Linked DNA regions of Homo sapiens: region 1 is linked to region 2. A link is a loop called in an ENCODE intact Hi-C map of the cell type or tissue named here. Cell type or tissue: heart left ventricle. All regions are shown on one strand. Region 1 has its middle 8.4 kb from the start of TIMM29. Region 2 holds the start of DOCK6-AS1 (DOCK6 antisense RNA 1).

Evidence for each region. Peaks named below come from ENCODE experiments on the same cell type or tissue, not always from the same donor. Only the 100,000 strongest peaks of a DNase experiment are listed, where the experiment ranks them.
Region 1: a loop joins it to region 2, with 2.6 times the contacts of the local background. A loop is called at or near these places in 20 of 110 quality-filtered maps.

What each region holds. Positions count from the first base shown.
Region 1 is chr19:10,934,680-10,939,679 of GRCh38, forward strand. No RefSeq gene overlaps it. Among named protein-coding and RNA genes, the nearest start is that of TIMM29, 8.4 kb to the left of the region's middle. RefSeq lists a silencer at 1,395-1,726 and an enhancer at 2,656-3,155. In heart left ventricle, a CTCF peak has its summit at 2,162 (motif pointing right); no DNase peak of the experiment used is centred here.
Region 2 is chr19:11,201,349-11,206,348 of GRCh38, forward strand. It overlaps DOCK6 (dedicator of cytokinesis 6), which reads right to left. Exons shown (of 48, transcript NM_020812.4): 40 at 2,852-2,983; 41 at 2,733-2,747; 42 at 1,236-1,361; 43 at 1,046-1,135; 44 at 541-777. It overlaps DOCK6-AS1 (DOCK6 antisense RNA 1), which reads left to right and starts at 2,280. Exons shown (of 3, transcript NR_186345.1): 1 at 2,280-2,517; 2 at 4,462-4,760. In heart left ventricle, a CTCF peak has its summit at 2,657 (motif pointing left); DNase peaks (open chromatin) are centred at 2,213 and 2,603; H3K4me3 peaks cover 792 bases; H3K27ac peaks cover 3,158 bases.

The DNA.
Region 1 (5,000 bases), 270 kb before region 2:
TCTATTAAAAATACAAAAAATTAACCGGGCATGGTGGCAAGCACCTGTAATCCCAGCTACTCGGGAGTGAGCCGAGATCATGCCATTGCACTCCAGCCTGGGCAACAAGAGCAAAACTCCGTCCCAATAAATAAATAAATAATAATTAAAAAAAAAATAGCCAAGTGAGACGGTGTGTGCCTGTGGTCCCAGCTACTTGTGAGGCTGAGGTGAGAGGATCCCTTGAGCCCAGGAGTTTGAGGCTGCAATGAGCTTGGTCATGCCGCTGCACTCCATCCTGGGCCACAGAGTGAGACACTATCTCCCCTCTAACCCCCAAAAATGAAAGGAAACAAAAGACGTCGAGATGATACTAACTAAATGCTATCTCTACACCATTACCTGCCAAAAATCTCTGTCCCCAAATCTGCCCTCTGTTAGACATTAGCCAACTTCAGGGAAGGGTTTTAAGGTGTCATCAAAGACACTTGTTTCTCATTGATCAGAAGTATTGGAAAGGGTCCACACCATCATTGCTTGAGTCAGTTATTAAATGCCACTTTTGACTTCTCGCCAGGGTGTGTTCCAGGAAGATCATCTGAAGCTGCTGGGAGCTTGAAGCTGAGGGCAGTGGTCGGCGCTGTTGGTAGGAATTGTGGAGCTTGGGCAGCCTGAAGGCTTTGTGTCTTGGCTTTGGGCAGAGGGTCAGCTTTTCCCAGAGGTCTCACTGTACTTCAGCCCATGCTCTGGTGTAAGGCAGAGGACAGGAGGCATAAGTGGGCTTTAAAGCCAGGATTTGGAACTCAGCTTTTACACTTCCTTGCTTTGTGAGTGAAGTCACTTCTCCATGCTTTGGGCTCCTTATCTCTAAGTGTGGGCTTGTCAGAAAAATTTAAAAGCCCACTAAAGCACTTGGTACAGAGTAGGCATTCACAGTCTGTGGTGCGGCTGTGCAGGGAAGATTATGGCTCCGAATCCATGCTGTGACCTTCCTAAGTGGTTGTGGAGGGGCTGATGCACCCTGCCTAGTGGTGCAGGGCCACCATGTAGGGAGGGCCCAATGTCTGATAGGATAGAGCCAAGGCACGCTTCTTTCTCAGATCCAAGTGACAGCCGAATCTAATATGAACATTTCTGAGTTCTCCCCCACACCTTGTTTTCAGGGACGGTCTCACTCTCTCTCCCAGGCTGGAGTGCAGTGATGCAATCTCAGCTCACTGCAACCTCGACCTCCCTGGACTCAAGCTGTCCACCCACCTCAGGCTCTCAAGTAGCTGGGACTACAGGTGTGCACCACCATGCCCAGCTAACTTTTGTGTATTTTTTTTGTAGAGACAGGGTTTCGCTATGTCACCCAGGCTGTTCTCGAACTCCTGAATTCAAATGATCTTCCCACCTCGGCCTCCCAAAGTGCTGGATTACAAGTGTGCATCACTGCACCCGGCCTGAGTTCTCCCTTGAAAAAAAAGGCGGGGGCGGGGGGGAGCAGTTTGGAGATAGGGTCTCGCTGTGTCACCCAGGCTGGAGTGCATTAACGACCCATTGCAGCCTCGACCTCTTGGATTCAAGCAATCCTCCCACCTCAGCCTCCCAAGCTGCTGGGACCACAGACACACACCACCACACCGGCTAATTTTTTAAGTTATTTGTAGAGATGAGATCTCACTGTGTTGCCCAGGCTGATCTCAAACTCCTGGGCTCAAGTGATTTTCCTGCCTCAGCCTCCCAAGGAAATAAAATATTCTTGGATTCTTGGTTAGCTTTAATTATTTCCGCTTTCCAGGCTAGCCCAGGAGTTGCCCTCCAGCACGTCCTTTGAAAAGTACTTTTCGGCCGAGCGTGGTGGCTCACGCCTGTAATCCAAGCACTTTGGGAGACCGAGATGGGAGGATCACCTGAAGTCAGGAGTTGGAGACCAGCCTGACCAACATGACGAAACCCTGTCTCTACTAAAAATACAAAAATTAGCCGGGCATGGTGGTGGGCGCCTGTAATCCCAGCTACTCAGGAGGCTGAGGCAGGAGAATCACTTGAACCTGGAAGACGGAGGTTGCCGTGAGCCAAGATGGTGCCATTGCACTCCAGCCTGGGAGACAGAGCAAGACTCCGTCTTAAAAAAAAAAAAAAAAGTATCTTTCCCACTGTTGTGATTAGAAAGACCAGCAGAGGGCATCAGAGACTTAGTTCGGAGACAGAACGTAGCTGATTCCATCCTGCCTTACTTAGCCCCCATGGAATGGCTCAACGCAGGTTCCTTTTGTCCGCGGGCAGCAGCAAGTGGAGGTCGTGCAGCTTCCACTTGCACCAGTTTACTGTGCCTTGGAATTGGATAGATGATGGCAGAAGTCGAGGCCCCACGGAGGGGCCACCTTCATCTCTGGAACCTGCACCTTTACCTACTTATGTCCACAAAAAGAGTCAGACTCTGAATCTTTTTTTGTTTTTTTTTTTGTTTTGTTTTGTTTTGAGACGGAGTTTTGCTCTTGTTGCCCAGGCTGGAGTGCAATGGCACGATCTTGGCTCACCGCAACCTCTGCCTCCCGGGTTCAAGCGATTCTCCTGCCTCAGCCTCCCAAGTAGCTGGGATTACAGGCATGAGCCACCATGCCCGGCTAATTTTTTGTATTTTTAGTAGAGACGGGGTTTCTCCATGTTGGTGAGGCTGCTATCAAACTCCCAACCTCAGCTGATCCACCCACTTCGGCCTCCCAAAGTACTGGGATTACAGGCGTGAGCCACCGCGCCTGGCCCAGACTCCGAAAATATCTGAAGAGATTTATTCTGAGCCAAATATGAGTAACCAATGGCCTGGGACACAGCCCTCAGGAGATCCTGAGAACATGTACCCAAGGTGGTTGGGGCATAGTTTGCTTTTATACATTTTAGTGAGACATGAGACATCGGTCAATATGTGTAAGATGGGCTGGGGGTGCCCTGGCTCACACCTGTAATCTCAGCACTTTGTGAGGCCGAGAGGGGCAGATTGCTTGAGCCTAGAAGTTCAAGACCAGTCTGGGCAACACAGTGAGACTCTGTCTCTACAAAAAAATACAAAAACTAGCCAGATGTGGTGGTGCGTGCCTGTAGTCCCAGCTACTTGGGAGGCTGAGGTGGGAGGATCACCTAAGTTAGAGAAGTTGAGGCTGCAGTTGACCACGCTGATCTCGAACTCCTGGCCTCAAGCAATGATCCTGCCTCAGCTTCTCAAAGTGGTGGGATTATAGACGTGAACCACCACACCCAGCCAACAGAAGTTCTTTGTTTTTTTTTTTTGGTCCCAAACTTTACCGTTGACAACCGAAGTATTTTAAAGCAAATCCCAGATATCCTGTCATATTACCCCTATAATTTCATTTTCTTTCTTCCTTTTTTTTTTTTTTTTTTTGAGACAGATTCTCGCTCTGTTGCCCAGGCTGGAGTGCAGTGGCATGATCTCGACTCACTGCAACCTCCCAGGTTCAAGCAATTCTCCTGTCTCAGTCTCCTGAGTAGCTGGGACTACAGGTGCACGCCACCACGCCCAGCTAGTTTTTGTATTTTTAGTAGAGACAGAGGTTTCACCATATTGGTCAGGCTGGTCTCGAATTCCTGACCTCAGGTTATCTGCCCCCTTTGGCCCCCCAAAGTGTTTGGATTACAGGTGTGAGCCACCACGTCTGGCCTATAATTTCATTTTCTTATATCATGACACTACCATTATCACACCTATCAAAGTCCACAATTATTATTTGGTATCATCTGATATTACATTTCCCTGAGGATCTCAAAAGTGTCCTTTTACACTTGGTTTGTTTGATTCATGATCCAAACAAAGTTCACATACTGTATTTCGTTGTTGTGATTTTTCAGTCTCTCTTTTTTAAGACGGAGTCTCGCTCTGTCGTTCAGACTGGAGTACAGTGGCACAATCTCACCTCATTGCATCCTCCGCCTCCTGGCTTCAAGTGATTCTCCCTGCCTCAGCCTTTTGAGTAGCTGAGATTACAGGCACCCACCACCATACCCGGCTAATTTTTGTATTTTCAGTAGAGATGAGGTTTTGCCACATTGGCCAGGCTGGTCTTGAACTCCTGACCTCAGGTGATCCTCCCTCCTCGGCCTTCCAAAATGCTGGGATTACAGGCATGAGCCACTGCGCCCAACCTTAAGTCCTTTTTTTTTTCTTTTTGAGACAGAGTCTTGCTCTGTAGCCCAGGCTGGAGTGCAGTGGTGCGATCTCGGCTCACTGCAACCTCCACCTCCCAGGTTCACACCATTCTCCTGCCTCAGCCTCCCGAATAGCTGGGACTACAGGCTCCCACCACCACACCCGGCTAATTTTTTTTTTTTTTGTATTTTTAGTAGAGATGGGGTTTCACCATGTTAGGCAGGATGGTCTTGATCTCCTGACCTCGTGATCCACCCGCCTTGGCGTCCCAAAGTGCTGGGATTACAGGCCTGAGACACCATGCCCGGCCTCTTAAGTCTCTTTTAACCTAGAAGAGTGCCCCCTATGCATACACTTTTGATGTGTTGCAGAAAACCACTTTTTTTTTTTTTCTGAGACAGAGTCTCACTCTGTCGCCCAGGCTGGAGTGCAGTGGCGTGATCTCAGCTCAGTATAACCTCCCCATGCCGAGTTCAAGTGATTCTCCTGCCTCAGCCTCCTGAGTAGCTGGGATTACAGGCACCTGCCACCACGCCCGGCTAATTTTTGTATTTTTATTAGAGACAGGGTTTCACCATGTTGGTCAGGCTGGTCTCAAACTCCTGACCTCAAGTGATCCACCCGCCTCACCTTCCCAAAGTGCTGGGATTACAGGCATGAGCCACTGTGCCCGGCCCAATTTTATCACTTCTGATGGGTGCCCAGGTCAATCGTTTCATTAATAGCTGTACAAAGAAGCCAGTTCTTTTGTTCTTGCAATCTTATTTATAGCTGGTGAGCCACAGGCATTTCACATTTCCTGTTACTGATTCACCAGGTGAACAAATAAAAACCTGAAAGAGCCAGTCCTTCAAGATGGATCTGGAGTGGCAGA
Region 2 (5,000 bases):
ACATGAGCCAATTTCTGGGTCTAGCGTGTCCACGCCTCTCCTCTCTGGGTCTGGAATCCCTGGGCTTCTCCTCCCTGGGCCTTCTTAGATTTGGAGTCCCTGTGCCTCCCCTTTGTGAGTCTAGAATCCCTGGGTCCTCCTGGGTCTGGAGGTAGAGGTTTCAGTTTAGAGATTGGAATGCAGGGTCTCCATATCTTCTCAGCCCAGTTCTGGGGTACCTGGGCCTCTTCCTGGGCCACACCTCTCCTCCCTGGGCCTTCCTAGATCTGGGCTCCCTCTGCCTCCTCTTTCTGGGTCTGGAATCCCTGGGCCACCCTGGGTCTGGGGTCCCTGCATCTTGCCTCCCAGGTCTCCCTGGGTCTGGTCTCCTCCCCTCCCCTCCCTGGGGATCTGGTCTAGGGTCCCTGTGCCACCCCTCTCTGGGTCTGAGGTCCGTGAACCACCTTGGGTCTGGGTCCCTGTGTCTACCCTCCCCTCCCCTCCCAGGGTCTGATGTCCCCTCACCTCCCCACCCCCGCCAGGCCCAGGATCCCCACCCACCTCCTCCCGGTGGCACACACGGATGCGAGTCTTGATGTAGGGGAAGGCGTGGTCGGTGCTGAGCAGCGTCTTACGCTTGTGTTGCTCGGGCAGCTCCCCGTGTGCGCGCCCATCCGGCGTGAACGGCGTGCAGAACAGGAATGTGCGAAGCCCATAGTTGCGGTCAAAGTAGGTCACCCGGTCCTTGAGCTCGTAGGTATCAAAGTACGGTTCCACATACGTGATCTGGATGTAGGCCTGGGCGCAGGGTCAGGTGTGAGGATCCCACAGCCCCAGCACGCACAGCCCAAGCCCTGTTCCTGGAGAGAGGGGATCTGGGGACTTTGTCATTTCCAAGTCTTCCTATGTCTGGATGTTTGGGAATCCCCTGAGGAATAGGTTTTGGGGTCCCTCAGTGAAATATGATTTGGGGTTTCCCAGAGAAAGAGGATTTGAGGGTCCCCAGGAAACAGCACTTGGAGTCTCTGTGAATCTAAGATTTTGGGGAAATGGTTGGGGGACCCACCTTTTGTGAGTCAAGCTTGGACTTGTCCACAGGGTTAGAGTCTTTGATAATCTCAACGACGTCGTCGCCAAATCTCTCCGTGTAGAACTCCTGGAGACACAGGGCTGACTCGGGGCCACCCAGGGACAGCCCCTACTCCAGCCCCAAGGCAGCCCCATGCCCCGTTCCACCCCCAACCACAAGGACGTGCCTCCAGCCGGTGTGAGATCTCTGCCAGCTTCGTGATCGATGGCTCCTTGTACACAAACTCCTGCTCATCCAGGTCACCGAAGTGGGCGCCGTAGAAGCCCACGCGGAAATACGTCCCGAACACGCGCTGGGGCTGTGAGAAAGGGTGTGGTTGTCCGGGAGGCCCCTGCTGGAGGTCTCCCTGCCCCAGAGATAGGTGTCTCGAATATCAGGATGGGAGTGTGAGGACCCCGAGAACATCAGGGCATGGGCACAGGCAGGGGGCCCTGAGAACATTGGGGCATGGATTGCAATAGGAAGTTAGGACTGGGGCTGTATTGTTTACGGGTGTGTCCCTAATGCCCGTGGGACAGGGTATACAGCAGGTACCCAATACATGCATAGATGGCTGAGGAGAGGGATGGCTGTCTCTCACTCTAGGATGGAGGCTCTGCCTCCTTTGTTCTAGGGCATTCTCCTTCCTGTGCCCTGAGGCCCACAAGAATGGGTATACAGTAGGTACCCCATAAATGCTTGGATGGCTGAGGGAAGGGATGGCTGTGTCTCACTCTAGGACAGTGGCTCTGGTTCCCTTGTTCCATGGCATTCCCCTGCTCCTGTCCCCAGCCCTAAGTTTGGAAGAAGGAACCCCCTCCCTACCACCCTAAAAACACCACCCCATGACTGGAAAGGAAGTAGAATGGCTGGATGTTCACTTACCAAGGCCGATCCGGGGAGGATGGGGCAGACATGGTGGGGCCAGAGGTGTGGGGGACAGAGAGACAATGTCATGGGAGAGGTCAGAGGTCAGAGTTCCCTCAACCCCCAGGGTCCTGGTTAACACTGCCCCGTGAGAATCATTCCGTGGGGGGAGAGATCAGAGACGGGAGGGGGGCGGGGGCGAAGAGGACCTGCCCTCCCCACCCAGCTCCCACCCAGCCTGCCTGCCTGGGCTCTGGGTTTCTGCCATCTTTGGCCAGAACATTCTCCCCAAACTAGGAGATGCCTAAAAATAGACCTAAGCAGGGAAGAAGCGGGATTCGGGGGGGCTGGAGCGGGAGGACACATTAACCAGAAATGAGGAGCAGAGAGCCTGGGGGAGGCTGGAAGCTGGGTACGCAGGGAGAGACAGAGACTAAGAGACAGTGAGATACCAAGATAGGGAGAGCCACGTGATAGACTGGGGAGAGATGAGAAAGAGACCAAGAGACCATGAGGGAGTCAAGAGTCACCCCGCCACCCCCCTGCAGTGACCAAGCTGGCCCTGGCAGAGGGAGGGGTGTCTCTGGAGAGCTCCCAGCTGGGTGAGTCACAAGCTGCCCTCGAGATCTGGGGCGGGGGGTGGGGGCATTTTTGGGGAAGGGAGGGAAATAATGGGGTGGGTCCCTTGTGGCCACAGCCCCAGCCCCAAGGGCCAGCGGCCATGCTCCTCTGGTGCCCCCTGGTGTTCACTGATGGCTGCTGGCCAGTCATCACGGGGGTCCCAGAGGCAGGTGGCTGTCCACCAAGGCTGACTCACCTCCCAGCCGGAACTCTGTGGGGAAGAGAAGGGTCAAGGTCAGCAGATCCCTGGGGATGAGGAGTGGGGATGAGGAGTGGGGCTGAGGGTGGGGTCTGGGGAGGGGGTCCTGGGCCCACCTGGTGCATGATCTTGGTGAAGGCCTCCTGCAGTTTGCCGTGCACCGCGGCCAGCTTCTTGTAGTCACGGTGGGCTTCCAGGATGGGGATGAGGTTCTTGTAGACCTCATTCACCGCCTCGTAGAGCCCGCCCTGAGGGTGAGGTGGGGTCAGGATTCCCCAAACTGTCTTCCTCTCTCCACTGTGCTCCTGTCTACCCATCTCCCTTGTGAGCCTCCGTGCTCCTACCCACCCTCCATCACCTCCTCCAGGAAGCCCACCCTGACCACCCCTATCCCAGATAGGGGTTGAGCCTTTCCACTCAGCTCCCACAGAGGGCTCCATGGTCTTCACTGCTACTTATCTTTTTTGTTTTTTTGAGATAGGGTCTCACTCCATCACCCAGGCTGGAGTGTAGTGGTACAATCATAGCTCACTGCAACCTCCAACTCCTGGGCTCAAGAGATGCTCCCACCCTAGCCTCCCACATAGCTGGAACTACAGGTACATGCCACCATGCCCAAATAATTTTATTTTAGTTTTTGTAGAGTCAGGGTCTCACTATATTGCCCTAGTTGGTCTTGAACTCCTGGGCTCAAGTGATCCTCCTGCCTTGGCCTCTTGATTAGCTGGGATTACAGGTGTGAGCCACCACTCTCCCAGCCCTTCACCACTTTTAGCAAGAATATTCTATGGCACAGGTACGATGTACATCTGCACTTCACCCATCTGTCTTCCCTCATTGATGGGAGAAGCAGTTTTTTTTTCCTATTCCTCAAAGAGGAAAGTGAGTCTCAGAGACAGAGGCATTCCCCAGGGCCAAGACCCAAACACCCACCCATCTGGCCCTGTGCCCATGACCTCCATGCCCAACTGCCTTCTGGCATGTGGTAATATGCCCCTCACCCCCAGCGGGTGCTGGCATCAAGCCTGGCTCAAAACAGGCATCCTGTGAGGTTTGCTGACTGTCAGAAGGCCTGTGTCCACCCCCTGGTTTCTTCCCCTGAGGCTTTTGTGTGTGTATGGTTTTTTTTCGTAATCTTTTTTTTAATACTTTGGGGTACATGCGCAGAACGTGCAGTTTTGTTACATAGGTATACACGTGCCATGGTGGTTTGCTGCACCCATCAACCTGTCACCTACATTAGATACTTCTTCTAATGCTATCCCTCCCCTTAACCCCACCCGTGTATTTTTTTTTTTGAGATGGCTGCAGTCCAGTGGTATGATCTCGGCTCACTGCAACCTCTGCCTCCTGGGTTCAAGCAATTCTCCTGCCTCATCCTACTTAATAGCTGGGATTACAGGCATGTGCCACCACGCCCAGCTACTTTTTTTGCATTTTTAGTAGAGACGGGGTTTCACCATATTGGCCAGGCTGGTCTCGAACTCCTGACCTTGTGATCTACCCACCTCGACCTCTCAAAGTGCCGGGATTACAGGCGTGAGCCACTGCACCCAGCCATATTTGTATTTTTAGTAGAGATGGGGTTTCACTATATTGGCCAGGCTGGTCTCAAACTCCTGACCTCGTGATCCGCCTGCCTCGGCCTCCAAAGTGCTGGGATTACAGGCATGAGCCACTGCGCCCATGCCCAGCTAATTTTTTGTATTTTTTTTTTTTTTTGTAGAGGCAGGGTTTCTCTATGTTGCCCAAGCTGGTCTTGAACTCCCGACCTCAAGTGATCTGCCCGCCCCGGCCTCCCAAAGTGCTGGGATCACAAGCGTGAGCCACCGCACCTGGCCCTTCCTCTGAGGCCTTCGTCTCCAAGAATCCAGCAAAGTGACAATAATGAAAATAATGTCACTAAAGGGCCAGCACCACAGAAGAAATCTCACTGGAACACCTGACTTCAAGTGTGACCTTGAATCTCACTGAGCTCTCAAATGTAACTGCCAGTTCCCCAAAATGTGAGGAACTGAGAAACAGGTAAAATGACATCACATGGACACAGCCAGCCCCACACAAACCAGAAAAACACACGGAGCAAAGGCCCCAGGGCTCCTGCAAGTTAAATGTAGAAACCACCAACTGCCCTCATACAAACAAGCAAACTAGAGAAGAAAACCCCTTTTCCACAGTGGAAAATCAGTTGCCGGGCATGCTGGCTCACGCCTGTAATCCCAGCACTTTGGAAGGCCGAGGCGAGAGGGTTGCATGAGTCTAGGA